Linked DNA regions of Homo sapiens: region 2 is linked to region 1. Evidence: read pairs that join two places in POLR2A ChIA-PET (ENCODE). Cell type or tissue: GM12878. All regions are shown on one strand. Each heading gives the region's core, and the rest is flanking DNA. Links, peaks and the distances in the headings are about the cores only.

Region 1 (8,074 bases), core at 1,607-5,606:
ATTGCCTACAAAACAATGAGACTCAAGCTTAAGATTTTTGCAAGAATATTTTAGGTGGTGCTGTCAATTTCATATTGCTTCTCCCAGGAGGCACATGGTGTCTGGGTGTCCTACTTTTAAAGATGCTAGGATTGATCAGGTGGTGCAGACAGCAATCTCCTAATTATGATGCTGACTTTCCTCTCTTCTACTGTGGATGAGTACCCTGACACCATTCAAATATCCAGTTTCCTAGAAATCTTTCACTTAATCCTTTTGGCATCCTTTTTTGAAACAGTCTTGCTCTGTTGTCCAGCCTGGAGTGTAATGCTGCAGTCTCAGCTCACTGCAACCTCCACCTCCCAGGTTCAAGCGATTCTCCTGCCTCAGCCTCCTGAGTAGCTGGGACTACAGATTCCCACCATCATGCCTGGCTAATTTTTGTATTTTAGTAGAGAAAGGATTTTACCCTGTTGGACACACTGATCTCAAACTCCTGACCTTTGGTGATCTGCCCATCTCAGCCTGCCAAAGTGCTGAGATTACAGACATGAGCTACCATGCCCAGCCTTTGCATCCATTTTGATAACAATTGATAACAATTGCCTGACTCATTTATTTCTTTGGGGGATGAAAAACTGAGATTTGATAATTTGGTCATTTCTTCTACATGTAATAACTAAATATCTTTTGCTTAAAAAATCATTCTTCAACCACTAAGGCAATTTGGGCATCCTGAGATACAACTTATACAGAGAGGATAGAGAAATCCTTAATTTTTTTACTTGAATCACTAATTTTCAGAGCATTAGTTTGATGCACCAGCCATCTGCAAAGGGGACAGACAACTCTTGAGAACTTTTTTCTTTCCTGTTTCCATTATTTTTATGACCTTATGAATTTTTATATAATCAATATATTTCAGCCAGTTGTAGTCATTATTCTTTTTTGGCTGCTCAAAGTCTCCCACCTTTGGCAGTGGGAGTCCTTCAGCACAGGTTCTGCATTTTCTTGACATGTGCTCAGTAGTCTTTGATATCTTCCTTCCTTCCTTTTCAGCACAATGGGACGTCCCAGTATCACCACATGCATTTGCAGACCCAGACCCAGAATCAACCATTTCTCTGAGGAGTTATGGTTTCCTTTAGAGAGGAAAATGACCCATTTTTTTCCTACTCTAAAATACTTATATTTCAAAATGAATCCAAATTTAACTACATTGCCAGGTTGAAAATCAACTTATTTCAAAGACTAAAAATCCACTTCTGTGCTGCTGGCAAAAGACATTTTAATTAATACAATTACCAGGCATACACAAGTAAGATTATCAAAGAGCTTTGGGCATTTCCTCATTGGTTCTGCAATATTCCTATTGAGTTTGTACAAGACCGTTTTATCCCCATTTAACAAGGTAGGCTGAATAGAAAAGCAGAAATTTAATTGTACAGGAAGTTAAATGCATGTAAACCTTAAGGTGTCTCTCATGTTCTCACACTATGAACAAAACTCTTCGAGGCTTTAAAGAAATTGTACAGAGCAGTCCAAAAAGTATTATGCAAATGATACTGACAGTTATTTAATTAAATTTTAGTAAATAATTAAAAAGACATGTTTTGATCATAAATTTAATATTTCATTCCATGTCAAAATAGATAAGGATTGACCAGGCACATAATGTCCTGGCTACAGCAAATATTCCTTGATTTATTCAGTCAGTAAATACCTATGTGCCTGGAAACTTGAAGCATAAATAGTTATTCCTTATAGCTGTGATGTTTTAAATTAATTTCTAGAATAGGAACATTTTTGGAATATGTAAATCAATCACCATTGAACTATTTTCACAACTGTCCAAGGTAGGATAATATTAGCATGATGTATTCAAAAGATCTAGACATATGAAGAAGAAATTGGCCTGATTTCCCCAAATAGCAAACCCCCTGAGATCCCTGGCACTTCACAGTTGTGGTTTGGGTTAGGTTTTCAAGCCATAAATCTGCTTTACTCTGTTTTTGGTTGCCAACTTGTCATTATCACCCTTCCAACCAGCCCCCACCACCTCATTGCCCAGCATCTTTTCTACCAGAGTGAACTTGAGCCAAATGTATTCTTCCCCAGAGGACACTCTGTGGCTGAAGGGCCCAAGAGAGTTCCTATAAGAACATTTTTCCATTTGAGTTTGTCTCTTTGTCAGTAAACACCTTGTCACCAGATCTGTTACTTTTCACTGCGATTTGTCAAGTGTTGCCTGATAGCTGAGCCTTCCATTTAAAGGGCACACTGAGGAAAGAGCCCCGTTCCAGGAAGCGCCCATGCTAGGCTCCCTTTAAAGCCTTCTCTGAGCCATTCTGCATGATGTTGGCCAAGTCGCTGGCCTTCAGTCACTCTTAGTTCCCACATCTCCAGGTGATCTTTGAGGGTCATGATCACTCCAACTCTTTTTCCCAGCTAAAGTTACATATGTCTCACTGAAATCCTTCTATAAGTTCACATTGGTACAGAAGATATGCTTGAAGTCAGATTCAGGCTACTTTCTTCATTTGTATCACCCTACTTTGGTTCTTTTCAACTGGTACAGACTCAAAATTAAGTGGAGAATTTATGAAAGTAGACTGAAAAAATAATAGCCGAAGACCCAGGAACCACCACCACCAACCTTAACTTTTCCAGAATAGATGGGCTGCAAAATAGAATTGATAGAATATATAAGAAAATAATCCAATTCCTCATTTAACTTTGCAAGGACACAACCTTGCTTCAGAATAACTGGAGTGTGATATAAGCCTACAAGTTCCTTCTCCTGGTTATGGTTATATCCTTGGAAGCTGTGTCACCAAAAAGCTAAGAGCATGTGCCCTGGAGTCAAACTATTTAGGTTTCAATTTTATTCCTAACTAGCTGGGTGACCAGAGGCAAATTACTTAATCTCTCTTTTCTTATCTGTGGAAAGTGGATCACAGTAGTACCTCTCTCATAAACAAGAAAAGTTCTCAGACAGTGCCTGGAACATTTTCAGTCCTCAATAAATGTTAGCTAGTTTGCATCCAACTGAGCCACCACTCCTGACAAAAAAGAGAAAATCTGATTTTCTTCAACATATCACCATCACCCTTCATCACCCACCTCCAAAAGCTCAGGAGTCACTGCATTTCTTACTGATCACATAGCACCTGGGGGGACATCTAAATCTTCAAGGCAGTCCAATAGAGAAACCATAACTTCCAAATATTTCTTGAACACTTTCCTCAAGTTAATACCTTTCCAGTTGCAAATTAATCAAACCCATGCTGGGCCATTATTGCTCTCCAGAGAGCTGCTCAAAAATTCTGTCTCCTGGCAAGGGAAACAATTCACCTCCATTGCATTTTTTTTTCCCCAAAAAGGTCATAATTACTTGTGGTCTAACAAATGTACATGAATGCTGAAATGTATAAGTCCTTCCCTTTTAACAAGATACTTCGGCCCACTACCCCTGCACCGCAGACCTCAGCAGCTTTCACTTCCAATATTTTGTAACCGATGGCTTGAACAAAGATCAAGTACTTCCTGTCCCCAAGATTGCTACAATGGTTATAATATTTTCACAAGAAAATTTATAAATGGGTTTCCACCAAATGCAAAATTTCTCCAAATTCCTTCACGTATACCGAATGTGGGAAGAAAATTTGAGTTACTCTCAAAAAGTACTTCTTTTCTTTTCTGCTGTGAAGACTAGCCAGAGAAGGCTGAAACTATAAAAACATGCCTGAGGCTTATTTGCTTATAAATTATAAGTAGATTTACGTTTATAGTTCAATAGATCACTCTAGCAGTTTCCCAGAAGCTTTCAGAGAAACACATTTCTCAAGTGCTTACATATTGAGGCAAAATGGATTTTTCTGCATGAAGCATTAATTAATTCTGGTTCATATATTAAAGTATATATCTTTGTGCATATATAATATGATATTGTATCCTTCTTAACTAGTTAGGTGTAAGCAGGGCACAGTGGATTAATTCACCAACTTGGAAACTTGCTTCGATTACAGCAGACAAAAACAAAAACAAAAAACCGCGTTCTTACCTCGGAAACCAACAGACAGACATTCTTAGGGGAGAAATATATGTGAGTATGTGGTAAGAGGCCTCGTAGGGAATGAGAAGAGAACCTTGCTACAATAAACCTTTTTGTTAACACTTCATTAATAAATTCACTTGCATTTTCCCTTCAAATTAATAGGCTTTTCTACTTAATTTTACAGGTGAACATTAAGGAAAACATAGCCTTTTGTAGGAGAAAAAATATAGCACCAGTTTCACAGCCACCATTGAAGGGAAACTTTTTCCAACTGCAAAAATATGAACTGCCTTTTGATAATATTATCAGTTATGATGGATAATAATAACAGCTATAATTGGATGTTGTTTGCCATCTTTACTCCTGGAGCACCCATCCCCTAAGTGTGTGTGTGTTGGCTGATAATAACAATACAGAGGCAGGGTGTGGTGGCTTATGCCTGTATTCCCAGCACTTTGGGAGGCTGAGGCGGGCGGATCACTTGAGGTCAGGAGTTCGAGACCAACCTGGCCAACATAGTGAAATCCCATCTCTACTAAAAATACAAAAATTAGCCGGGCACAGTGGTGTGAGCCTGTAATCCCAGCTAATTGGGAAGCTGAGGCAGGAGAATCGCTTGAACCTGGGAGGCGGAGGTTGCAGTGTAGCTGAGATCGTATCACTGCACTCCAGCCTGGGTGACAGAGCAAGGCTCCATGTCAAAACCAAAAAAAAAAAAAAAAAAAAAAAAAAATGGAGAGTTGCCAGCTCTTTATGCGTGTGTTTGGGGGAAGTTGCGACATGCAATGCAGACCACAGCCAGTACTCACTCATGTATCCAAGACAGGCCTCCCTACCCCAGGTGGGGCCAGTTCTGCGGTGCAACTTCTGCTCCAGATCTTCCACAAGGGGAAGCTAGTCTCCAGGGGAGCCACATCCTTGTTTAGTTTTCTCCCATACCCTACTTCTGATTCTCTCATGCCTCTTCTCCGGAGAGCACTCTCCCAATAATAACCTCAACAAGAAATCCCACACCAGATGCCACTTTCAGGGAATCCAGTCTAAGAGTTGGTATGGCATATGGTTCTAGGAAGCAATACTAGATATGGAATCCTCTAGCTGGATCACCAGGCTGCAGGATGGAAAGAAGAACCACATCACTGGTGGGAGACAAGGCTAATCCCTGGCCTGCTGATTGCTAAGACCATTACCTATGAAGAACTGGGATGAGATAAAAGTGGAAAGAGTTATGTGGACTGGTGCAATGAGACAGGTGTTTGGAAGGTATGAAGAAAATAGTAACTGTAAGGACTGGGGAACTGATTTAACAAAGAGAGGAAGTGATCTATTGATCGATAGATCTGTTGGCAGATCTATTAATCAACAATTTAAAGCAAAAGAAGAAAACTCTTTGCAGTTTTTACAGTGACTCCCATCTCCTGTGGCTTGAAGACTTAACTATAAGAATGGCAGAACTTGAGAAAAGCCTGGATTCCCTGCAAAAGCCAATCTCCCAGAAAAAATCGACCCTCCATGAGGAAGAAGTGAGTGCTGAGAACTGGGATGGGGCTACCTGGGTAGATGCACTTGAGAATCTTGATGCCTCGAGGTCGTACCTTGATTTCCTTGAACTCTCCAAATTTGTAGTGAAGGCCCATTTTCCATTGTTGGAAGACAGAGCCTCCCCCTGCACACACACACACCCTTACTTGAAAAGCCTTCACCTTAGACAAGTGCCGTGCTAGGCAATGCTTACCCTTCTCATGATCTGCCCCAAACCCCTTCCTGGCACGATTGCTTGATGCTAGGAGTTCAAAGCTGTAGAGAGCTATGATTGTGCCACCGCACTTCAGCCTGGGCAACAGAGTGAGACCCTGTCTCTAAAAGGAAATTAAATTTAATTTAAAAAGAAAATGTAAAGTTTCCCATATAACCTGTCAGTGGTGTGGCTCTGACAGCTTTGAGATAAAGTTCAGCCTCTTATACAGGGTCAAGAGGCTCCACCTGCTCTGGCCCCAGCCCACATCTCCAGCTTCACTTATTCTCCAGCCTTATTCACCTTCCTCCAACCTCTCTAACATTCTTCCCACCTTTACAAGGAGCCAGCTGTTCCCCATCTCAGGGCCTTCACGCTTTCTACTGTTTTCTGCTGATCTAACTCCTCCTTCTCCTTCTGGCTTCAGCTTCAATGTCAGGTCCTCAGGGAAATCTGTCCTGACCTTTGTAAACTGGGTTAGATTACAGCATCTCACACTGTAACTTTGCTCTGCAGTGATTATCACCGTTGTAGTTTAACATCTGTCTCCCAGATGGACTATAAGCTTTGTGAGGGCAGCCTCATTTTATACCCAGCACATGATACAATTTCTGCAACATAAGTGGAGTCTCACTATTTTTTAAATGAATGAATGAATTGAATATAAAAAATTAATAAATAAATGAAGTTAAGAGAGACAAGACCATAAGCAGGAAGTTCTTGCTAATCATCACAGGTTAGTTTTACTGGACTTTACACACACACACACACACACACACCCCTATCCCCCAGCCCCCTCCCACACACACACACATATACACACTCCTGCCTCCACTGAACCCATTCATTTCTTAATAGCACTTCTTTTGTTTTCCCGGTGGTTAGGGTTTCAGAATTTAGGCTGGTGTGGAGTTGCATCAATTGTACACCGTGGAAGAGCTTATGCTGCTTCTCCCTTAGCGATGCACGAGCAGACCGTTTTAGCCCTCAGTGATTAACCCCATCACACCTTTCAAGCACTCTTCATTCATTATTCGATAATATGCACAATCCTTTGAACCTAAACTTTCTCATTGTCTGTAATTACTCTTTGAAGCACATGAGATGTTAACAAGAATAAGTGCAATTATCCAGCTTTGCAATAAGAAGCCATATTTATTGATACTGTGTTTAGGAAGTCACTAAATATAGATGTGGTAATTTTAGGCTTAGTTTCAGAGCAACCAAATGATTGAAAGGTACCTTTTCCAGATGGCTGGGCCAATTGAAATCAGATGATTACATCATGTTTAGATGAGTCTTAGTCCAGGGGTATAAGGTAGGATTATTATCAGAGGTGTTAACAAGGATATTGAGACTTGGAGGCACAGGTTCTGGAAGTTCCAATAGCAACAGCTGATAAGGGCAGGCTGAAAGAAGAAGGAAAGTAAAGCAGCAGATCTCGTCTCCCTCACCCATTTGCAGCACCAGGGCAATATCTACAGAAGAATCCGGCCCCACTCTCCTCCTCACTCCCCAAGCCACTCCATTCCATCTCACTCAGACCATGGAATCCAGATGACGCTGAGAAATTATGAGTGTCTTCCTGCTTCCCACGGCTGCTTCACAGTAAACAGACTGGCATCATTTCCCTCCAAATCTGCCTCCCGATCTGTTGGGGGTATTTCATAAACCTGGCTCTACCAGTGTCTCCATGTAATATATACAAACCACCTATGCAAGTTTCATCGAGAAAAATATTTACATACACACAGCAAAGCCCCTCAACTTAACTGAAGGAAATTGTCTTGCAAAAATGTGCCCTTGACTATAAAAGATGTATTCATCAGGATTCTCAGTTACAAATGACAGCAACTGAACTCAAACTGGCTTAGGCAAAAAAGGGAATGTATGAGTTCACAGCTGGGAAGGTAAGATCAAGACAGCTGGAGCCAGTTGGCAAATGATGTCAGTAGACATCTTTCTCTCTCTTTTTCTGTCTCTCGCTCCCTCTCTCTTTGTTTAGCTTTGCATTTCTCTCTGTGGGATTCAGTCTCAGGCAGGCTCTCCCCAGAAGATGCAAAATGACTCCCAGAGGCACCATCCTGTCTTATCAACTCAGCAATTGTAGCAGAAAGAAAGGGAGTCACTTTCTCAATAGCACCGGCAGAAATTTTATCATTGAATAGTAGTATTCTGACTAAGATCAAGTGTCCATTTCTGGACCAATCAGTGTGAACAGAGGGATGAGAAATGTGGATTGGCCAGGCCTGGACCAGATGGCCAAAAAATAGGGTCAGCCTCACGCTGAGAATTGGGAAGGG
Region 2 (8,074 bases), core at 1,589-5,588, 55 kb before region 1:
GTACTACAAGATTTCGAACTAAAAATTGAATCCTTAAAAAATTCTTCAGACTTAAGGAATGAACTTTTAATGAAATTGCCTAATTGCATAATCTGGAATGCTTCAAATGATGCTGACGTCCATAAATAAAATACTGTAGCCACACTTATAGATTAGCTGAAGGAAACATTAAAGAGAATAACATGGAAAAATACTAGACTTTTCTTCTCTGGTCGTTCTCATTAGTGAGCAGAGAATTAACTGAAACATTGCGAGATGAGTATTCCTTCCCCTGATAGTCCACATGTCCTTAAAGTGTGGATATGAGTGGAGGATGGTAGAGAAGAGTGGTATTAGTGTTCATTAAAGAGAAATTGGTCACCCGCCGTATGGTTATATGCTGTTGTTAGAGCAATGAAAATCATTTTCCTACATATAAATGCTTTTCCCATATGAAACTTCTTACAGGCCTCTTATGACCTCGGCCTTGAAAGCATTGACAGTTCTTTCCTGAAAGCTGTCAATTTTTATTCTCCATGTTTTAATCAAAGCTCTAAATAGTAACTGTCATCTGTTTTTGATGATACTAGGGTATTGACAGATGTCCCAGATCTGACTTGATTTTGCATATGACATAGGGAGCTCTTGTTTCTTCCTTGAAACCGGCAACTCTTGTTAGCCAGAGCTACTAGTAAATGGACTAATTTCACTGGTTGCTAGCACTCCTTGAAACTCGTTTCCTAGCATGTGTTTCAAAAATTTGTTAAGTGAGAATTGGTGCTGACTGTTTGATCCCTTCTTGTTATCACTTATAACTAAATTGTTATGCTGGCTGGAGGCTGTGCAAGCAATCCTCACTGTATTCATTGTTATCCTAGATCATTCTTACAGTTTCCAGAGCCCTGGGATTTAGAATCAAATCTATGTAATTAAAATGATTGATTGATCCGGGGCATAATACTTCATTCCTTGCACATTGCAATTTCCTAACAACTTTATAAAGCAACGATTTTCTTTTGCTCCTTTCATTTGACTACTAATGGTACAATAGTAGACAGAGGGGTGGCTTTTTGTATTTTTTGTTCTGAGATGTGGATGAGCACCATTGACTTAGCAATGGATATGCGGGGTGATTAATGTAGCTGGTATTTGTGTTAACCCGGAACTGGAGCAGAAATTTTCAATGCAGTTTAATAGAATTGCTTATGAATTGAAGAAATTATGAATCATTAGTTATTCAGCATTCTCTTATGCAGGGGGCAGGGATGTGGTTTCTCTGAAGGCGTTCAGCTTTAAGTTGGAGTTTATGCTAGCTTAATGCAGATAGATAGGTAGGTAAAAAGCAAAGCAGGAAAAAGAAACTAACTTTCCAGGACAAGGGCACAGAGCTCAGGAGAGGATAGTGGAGAAGAAAATCTAATTTCTGCCTTTAAAAGGAATATAGTTAAAACTCTAGTACTTTTCCAGTTGTGAACAGACAGCCTACCTCTAGAGATTTCAGTTTAACTCCTCAAACTGATTTTTGCCACCTTATACATGTTTACTGAGACCAAACCCATCTTCCATCAACCTTGGAGTGAAGGAATCACTCTGGGGTGTGTTCTAATCTAATTGACACCTCTAGAATAGGTGTGTAATTTTCTGTTCTCCTTAAGGACATGGATCCTTAAATTGATAGAGTAGAACTAGGTTAAAGTTTGAAGTCATTAAAAGTAAAAGCAAACAAACATCTTCTGCCTCATGTATTTATTAAGTTGGCTATGTCTGTTTCTCTCCATTTGCCGAACCTGTGAATATTGTATTGATCCTCTTTCTGCCATACCTTTATAATACCTTCTGTATTTCTTCCTATGCATTCACACATAAGGTAAAATTACAAATAAAATTGAATCTGAATTTCTAAAGTATGAAAGTCAAACTCTCGGCCAGGAGTGGTGGCTCACGCCTGTAATCCTAGCACTTTGGGAGGCCGAGGCGGGTGGATCGCAAAGTCAGGAGATTGAGACCATCCTGGCCAACATGGCGAAACCCCATCTCTGCTAAAGATACAAAAATTAGCCGGGCATGGTGGTGCACACCTGTAATCCCAGCTACTTGGGAGGCTGAGGCAGGGGAATTGCTTGAACCCAGGTGGCGGAGGTTTCAGTGAGCTGAGATCATGCCACTGCACTCCAGCCTGGCGACAGAGCGAGACTCCGTCTCATGAAAAAAAAAAAAAAAAAAAAGAAAGTCAAACTTTCCTGTAAGTTCCTGGAAGGCCTACCTCTTGTGGCCCTAATGAGGAGGAGCCCTGTCACTCTTGTGTTCCTGCATGCCCAGGTCCAGCACCAAGTGTGAGTCACATCTCAAGTCAGTCAATGACTGGATTTCTTTACATATACAATGCTATTGAGGATGGCATAAATTGCATCTTTTAAGGGTTATGGTTGACAAAAATATGAATAGAGGGTGCCTACTTTTATTTCTGTGTTAATGTATAGAAGGTTTACATGTAGATAAATGGTAAATGATTAGTTATCAATCTTGCTGCTCAAAAGGAACCCACAGAAAAAAAGTCACCCTTCTCCATACACAGTCTAAACACCCACCTCAACACAAGATTTAGCTGTTTTATGAGGAATTAGTGAGAAAAAGATTTGAGAGAATTTTATGTTTCGGTATAATGCTAACACTAACAATAGACATCATTCATTGGTGCCTGGCACTGTATTAAGCTCTTAATATATTGTCTTATCTAACTTTCAAGACTGCCTTGAGGTATGTACTTTATTTTCATTTTACAAATGAGAAAACCTAGGCTCAGAGAGGTTTAAGAAACCTCAGAATAGAATCCCAGGAATAAACCCTAAAGCCTGCTGTGTAATACAAAGAAAATTGCTCCAACACAGTTATCTGCTGAAGAGGTATGTGCCCTCTGGATACCTAAGTAACTATTCTGCTCATCCTCTCCTTCCTCCTCTTTCTTTTCCTTCCCCACCTCCATCATCACCATTGTGGCTGTGATTATGCAGCCCTGAGGTCTTTCCGTTGGAGCACTGCCTCTCTTAAATAGGTGACTTGCTATCTTGAGGCAACAATGAGCTGCTTTGACAAGAAGAAAAGTTGGCCCATCTACCCATAAGCTCTCATTGGGCAAGGATCTCATATATTTCATAGACAATGTTAGCCAACTAGTGTCCTGATCTTCTGCCTGCATCTCAAAAATAGCATGCTATCTCTTAGGAGTGAATTTCAATTATCAGGAAATCCAGAAGTTTGACATTGTTCCACATTTTCTGAAACTGCCCATGGAAATCAATTCCAGGCTTATAAGCTGTCTGTATGTACAGTCATCCCTCAGTATACATAGGGGATTGGGTCTAGAACCACCCAGGATACTAAAATTTGCACAGACTCAAGCCTGCAGTCAGCCCTGAGGAACCTACATATATGAAAAGTCAGCCCTTTGTATTGGTGGGTTTCACATCCTAGGAATACCATGTTTGGTTGAACAAAATTTGAGTACAAGTGGGCCCGAGTGGTTCAAACCTATGTTGTTTGAAGGCCAACTGTAGTTATATTAAGCTGAATGCACGTTTTTATACACTACCGTCTCCACACTTGTTCATGAAGAGAAGACAGAGCTTCTATTTCATTATTAATTTTGCCTATTTAAGCATTTTATCCTAAAATAAATGTATGCTCATCACTTGAAATAGCTGTCGGAGTAACATTTGCTGGAAAGAGAAAGAAAGTAAATAACACAAAGTTAAAAAGACATGGGTAGATCTGATTTTTGGAGGACCAAGAAATTTGTTGCAAAAGATCTAGCTCACTTCTAGTCCCTACAATGAAACACGAGTGCAGTAGTTTCCCTTACCCACGATTTTACTTTCTGTGGTTTCAGTTACCGGTGGTAACTGTAATGGAAAATTCCAGAAACAAACAATTTATACAGTTTTAAGTTGTGCACCATTCTGACTAGCATGATGAAATACTGCATCACACCACTCCGTCCCTCTCAGGACATGAATCCTTCCTTTATCAAGCAGATTCACACCTGTGAGTCACTTAGTAGCCCTGTTGGTGATCAGACTGTCTTTGTGTCACAGTGCTTGTGTTCAAGTGACTCTTATTTTACTTAATATGACCTGCAAGTGCAATAGTGATGCTGGCTACTTGGATATGCCAAAGAGAAGCCAGAAAGTGCTTTAAGAGAAAAGGTGAAAGGTTTCAACTTAGTAAGGAAAAAAATACTATATGTTAAGGTTGCCAAGATCTATGGTGAAAACAAATCTTCTATACATGAAATTTTCGAGAAGGAAACAGAAATCCATGCTAGTTTTGCTGTTGCACCTCCAGCTGCAAGACTTACGGCCACAGTGCTTATTAAAATGGAAAAGCCATTAAATCTGTGGGTGGAAGACATGAACAGAAATGTGTCCCAATTGGTGGGTTTCAGGCATCCTCCAGGGGTCTTGGAATGTGTCCCCGTTGGGTAAGAGGAGTGTACTGTATGCCCAAGGAATTCCTCATGTTTTCACTTGGGGTTATCTGCACCCAGCCCTTTGATAGAATTAGTGTTTATTCTCATTTTCACTCCCGGAAAATGTATAAGCTACAATACTCTAATTAGCGCTCTGTGCTTGGCTTTGGTGAGAACACACTCTGTGTGTGCACAGTTCACCAAAACCTTTGGGAATGACTGAAGGGCCTGGAAGTTTCCAAACTGAGGGTCAAGGTCACCTTGGCTTTGCTATCCATTATTTCTTGTTTCTTTTACAGGAAAAATCCTTTGATGTTCTATAAATTCTAAATACATTTGCAATTTAAAACACTCTTCAAAAATGTAGTAAAACCACGTATTTGTAACCTTCACGAAGGCCGGAATCTGAAAAAAGAAAAGACAGAGCCAAATTGACTCTAATTGTTAAGGACAAAATGAACCATCTTTTGACTAGACAAAGCTACCAGAAATCTCTTTGATTGGAAGTATTTTGTGCTGAAAACCAACTAGAAAATAGGAGGTTTTTTTTTTTTTTACAATTTTATTTTAGGTAACAGGAGCTATTTAAAAAAAATTACTCCTTCATTCCACCAGAAGTTTTAAATGTTTCTTGATCTAAAAATGTAGATGTGGTTTAAGTAATTGTATGAACAAGGTAAGGGCCAGTGTCTCTACTGTGACATTAATGACAGGTGCAAACTAAAAAACTCATTCCAGTATTTTTGCAGAATGAGGAGTGGTGTCAGAGACAGCTGGGCTTGGAAACCTTCTGGAAGTCTTTTATTGTTTCCTGTATTGGATCAAGTCCAAAAGTGAGAATAATTACCCTTTAGAGCTGCCAAGTTTTCAGGCAATTCAGATGACTCTAGTCTTGTAGTAGGAAAAAAATGTGAGTCAGGGTACAAGAATAGTGATTGAATTTTATAAAAAGTATTTCTAAAGCAGTAATTTCCTCAGAAGTGACTTGTTAGCTTTGACTAATCGAATGCAAAGTAGAGAAGCGTCTGATCAAAATTACAGAAAATGAGAAAGAAAATTAGACTCATCTACTTCTAGACGGCCTAATAATACAGAGTTGAGGGTTTCAATCAGGCTCCCTTGGTGACTTTTAGGTAATTCATCAAATCCTTGTGGGGGCGGTGTCTGAGGAGGCTGTGAAAAAGAGAGACAGGAAGAACCTCTCAATATTGAATAGGAAATTTATATTGTTCTAAAAACTTCATATCTCCCAAATTTGTAAGAACACCCTGGTTTAAAATAAACAGGCTCCCCCTCTTGAGAATAGAGAAACAGTGACAGGTGTTTCCCTAAATTTCCAAACCTAACAACCCATTTAGACAGCCTATATCAGGTGCTTTACTCATCCTCACAACAGACCTGCAAAGGAAATACTATTATAGGACGGTCACATTCAAGGATAAGATCCTTGAATATTTCAAAATAATCAAATAACTCAGAACTTTCCTAATTCCGGATCAGTTTTCCCATAGGAATAAATGTCGCATAGGGAGGTATTTTCAGAACCTATAAATCTATATCTAATGTTGTGTTTTAAAACAATTTTAAACACAATGAATGGATACATACTAACTTTTTGTCGTGTCTAACTTTTGTTTCTTCTCTCAAAAGTTCTTGGCTCTAACAATTTTTTCATTTTTACCACTAACACTACCACTTAATGAACCCCTGGGAAGCATGGTCATAATTAACCAATAGTGGTCATTAAAATAACAGCACAGGAGTCATCAAAATCACACTTAGGAACTTCTGAGGGAGAGTGGTTTAGAAGCTAATGACCAAAAATATTTCTATTTCCTACTAACACACTACTCTCATGTGGCAATATTATAAATGTACGAAACAAGTTGGAACACTAGCTTTGAAACTGTGATTTCTGAGTATAATTTAGATGTAAGAGATTCACATGCCTTCAAATTTAACATATAAAGTACATCCTCCTTAATATTGTATATAGTGGTATTTCCAAATGTCATGATTCAGATGCACATAAAATGCAACCACATCCCTATTTTGGGATGAAAGAAGTGATGCTTGGGTGATTAAGAAATTTACCTATGGGCACATACCTGGTTCCAGAATCAGGATTAATTGGTCTGACTTAAAATGCCATGCTGCTTACATAACTGAGACAGGTCAAAAAGTTAAAGAGGACTAAATCCAGAAAGACTTCATTAGTGGCTTCGATTAGATAGGAATATGATTTTATGAGCATCTGAGGGAGGGAAACACTTTGCTGTAGAGTTTCTCAAACTGTGACCTGTGGGTCATTTGCATCAAGACATCTGGAATGTTTGTTAAAAATCTCCATTTCTGGTTTCTTCCCCAAAGCTATAAAATTAGAGCCAGTAATCTCAGCACTCTTGGGATTACTTTGGGAGGCCAAGGTGGGTGGATCGCAACATGGCGAAACCCCATCTCTACAAAAAGTACAAAATATTTAGCTGGGCATGGTGGAGCATGCCTGTAGTCCCAGCTACTCAGGAGGCTGAGGTGGGAGAATTCACTTGAAACTGGAAGGTTGAGGCTGCAGTGAGCCAAGATCACACCACTGCACTCCAGACAAAGTGAGGTCCTGTTTCCAAAAAAAGTAGAGCCTCTGGTGGTGAAGTTTGGAAATCTGCATTTTTAACAATCTCCATGTTTTACTGTAATTAAAGTTTCAATATAGTATTAGGAGGCTTATATGCCCCTTTAGATACCACCCAATGCCCCCTCACCAGAGTCCAGGGACTCTTACAGTAACTGTCCCCATTGAACAACTAAAGGCTTTTGGGACGTGTTCAGTAGATGAGAAGTTCAATACATGCTGTGTTTCTCCAGACAGGTATCACACTGTGATTCTGGTCAACTATGGCACACTTACTCTTTACTCATGCATTTCTTAATTGTGCCTCTGACCTTTCACCAGCTATTTTTTCCAGCACTGTGGACTATTAACTGGATGCTTGCACCTGAGATAGCAGTGTTCTGGTAACCTCTCACTTGAGGAAGTTGTTATCTCAGTTGGCTTCCTGTTTGGCCTCATGCCATCCATGCAGAGCCATGAGAGGCAAAGCAGCCCAGAAGCAGCCTCTCATCCCTCTCCTGTGACTTCCTAGGAGAAGAATATTCCAGTGGTTATGATTTCCCCTCCCCACATCCCTCCAACGCATGCACATACATTGCCTAACCTCTTGCTTTCATATCAGTTTGCATTTTCTTTCTTTGATGTCCCATCTTAAACTCAACATGGTCTGAAAGGAGTTTTATAAAAATGTTCTTAGCCAGCCCTGCCAACACTCTACCACAACTTAATCAATACACAAATAAGTGAATAATTAAATCAATTTCTTTCCTTCTCATTGTCTAGTGTCATTATCCACCCTGTTGCTCAGGCCAATAGCCTTAGTCTTCTTTTCTTCCTTGCTATTAATATATCACAGCATACGCCGGGCACGGTGGCTCACACCTGTAATCCCAGCACTTTGGGAAGCCAAGATGGGCAGAACATGAGGTCAAGAGTTCGAGACCAGCGTGACCAACATGGTGAAACCCCATCTCTACTAAACACACAAAAATTAGCCAGGTGTGGTGGCACGCACCTGTAGC

The links. Peaks named below come from ENCODE experiments on the same cell type or tissue, not always from the same donor. Only the 100,000 strongest peaks of a DNase experiment are listed, where the experiment ranks them.
Region 2: POLR2A ChIA-PET joins it to region 1 with 5 read pairs; 2 of 35 experiments call an interaction of 5 or more read pairs at or near these places.

Annotation. Positions count from the first base shown.
Region 1 is chr4:110,029,543-110,037,616 of GRCh38, reverse strand. No RefSeq gene overlaps it. Among named protein-coding and RNA genes, the nearest start is that of EGF, 120 kb to the right of the region's middle. In GM12878, for the core only: no CTCF peak of the experiment used is centred there; a DNase peak (open chromatin) is centred at 3,466.
Region 2 is chr4:110,084,731-110,092,804 of GRCh38, reverse strand. All of the region lies in intron 2 of ELOVL6 (ELOVL fatty acid elongase 6), which reads left to right. Among named protein-coding and RNA genes, the nearest start is that of ELOVL6, 110 kb to the left of the region's middle. RefSeq lists an enhancer at 4,606-4,775. In GM12878, for the core only: no CTCF peak of the experiment used is centred there; a DNase peak (open chromatin) is centred at 3,945.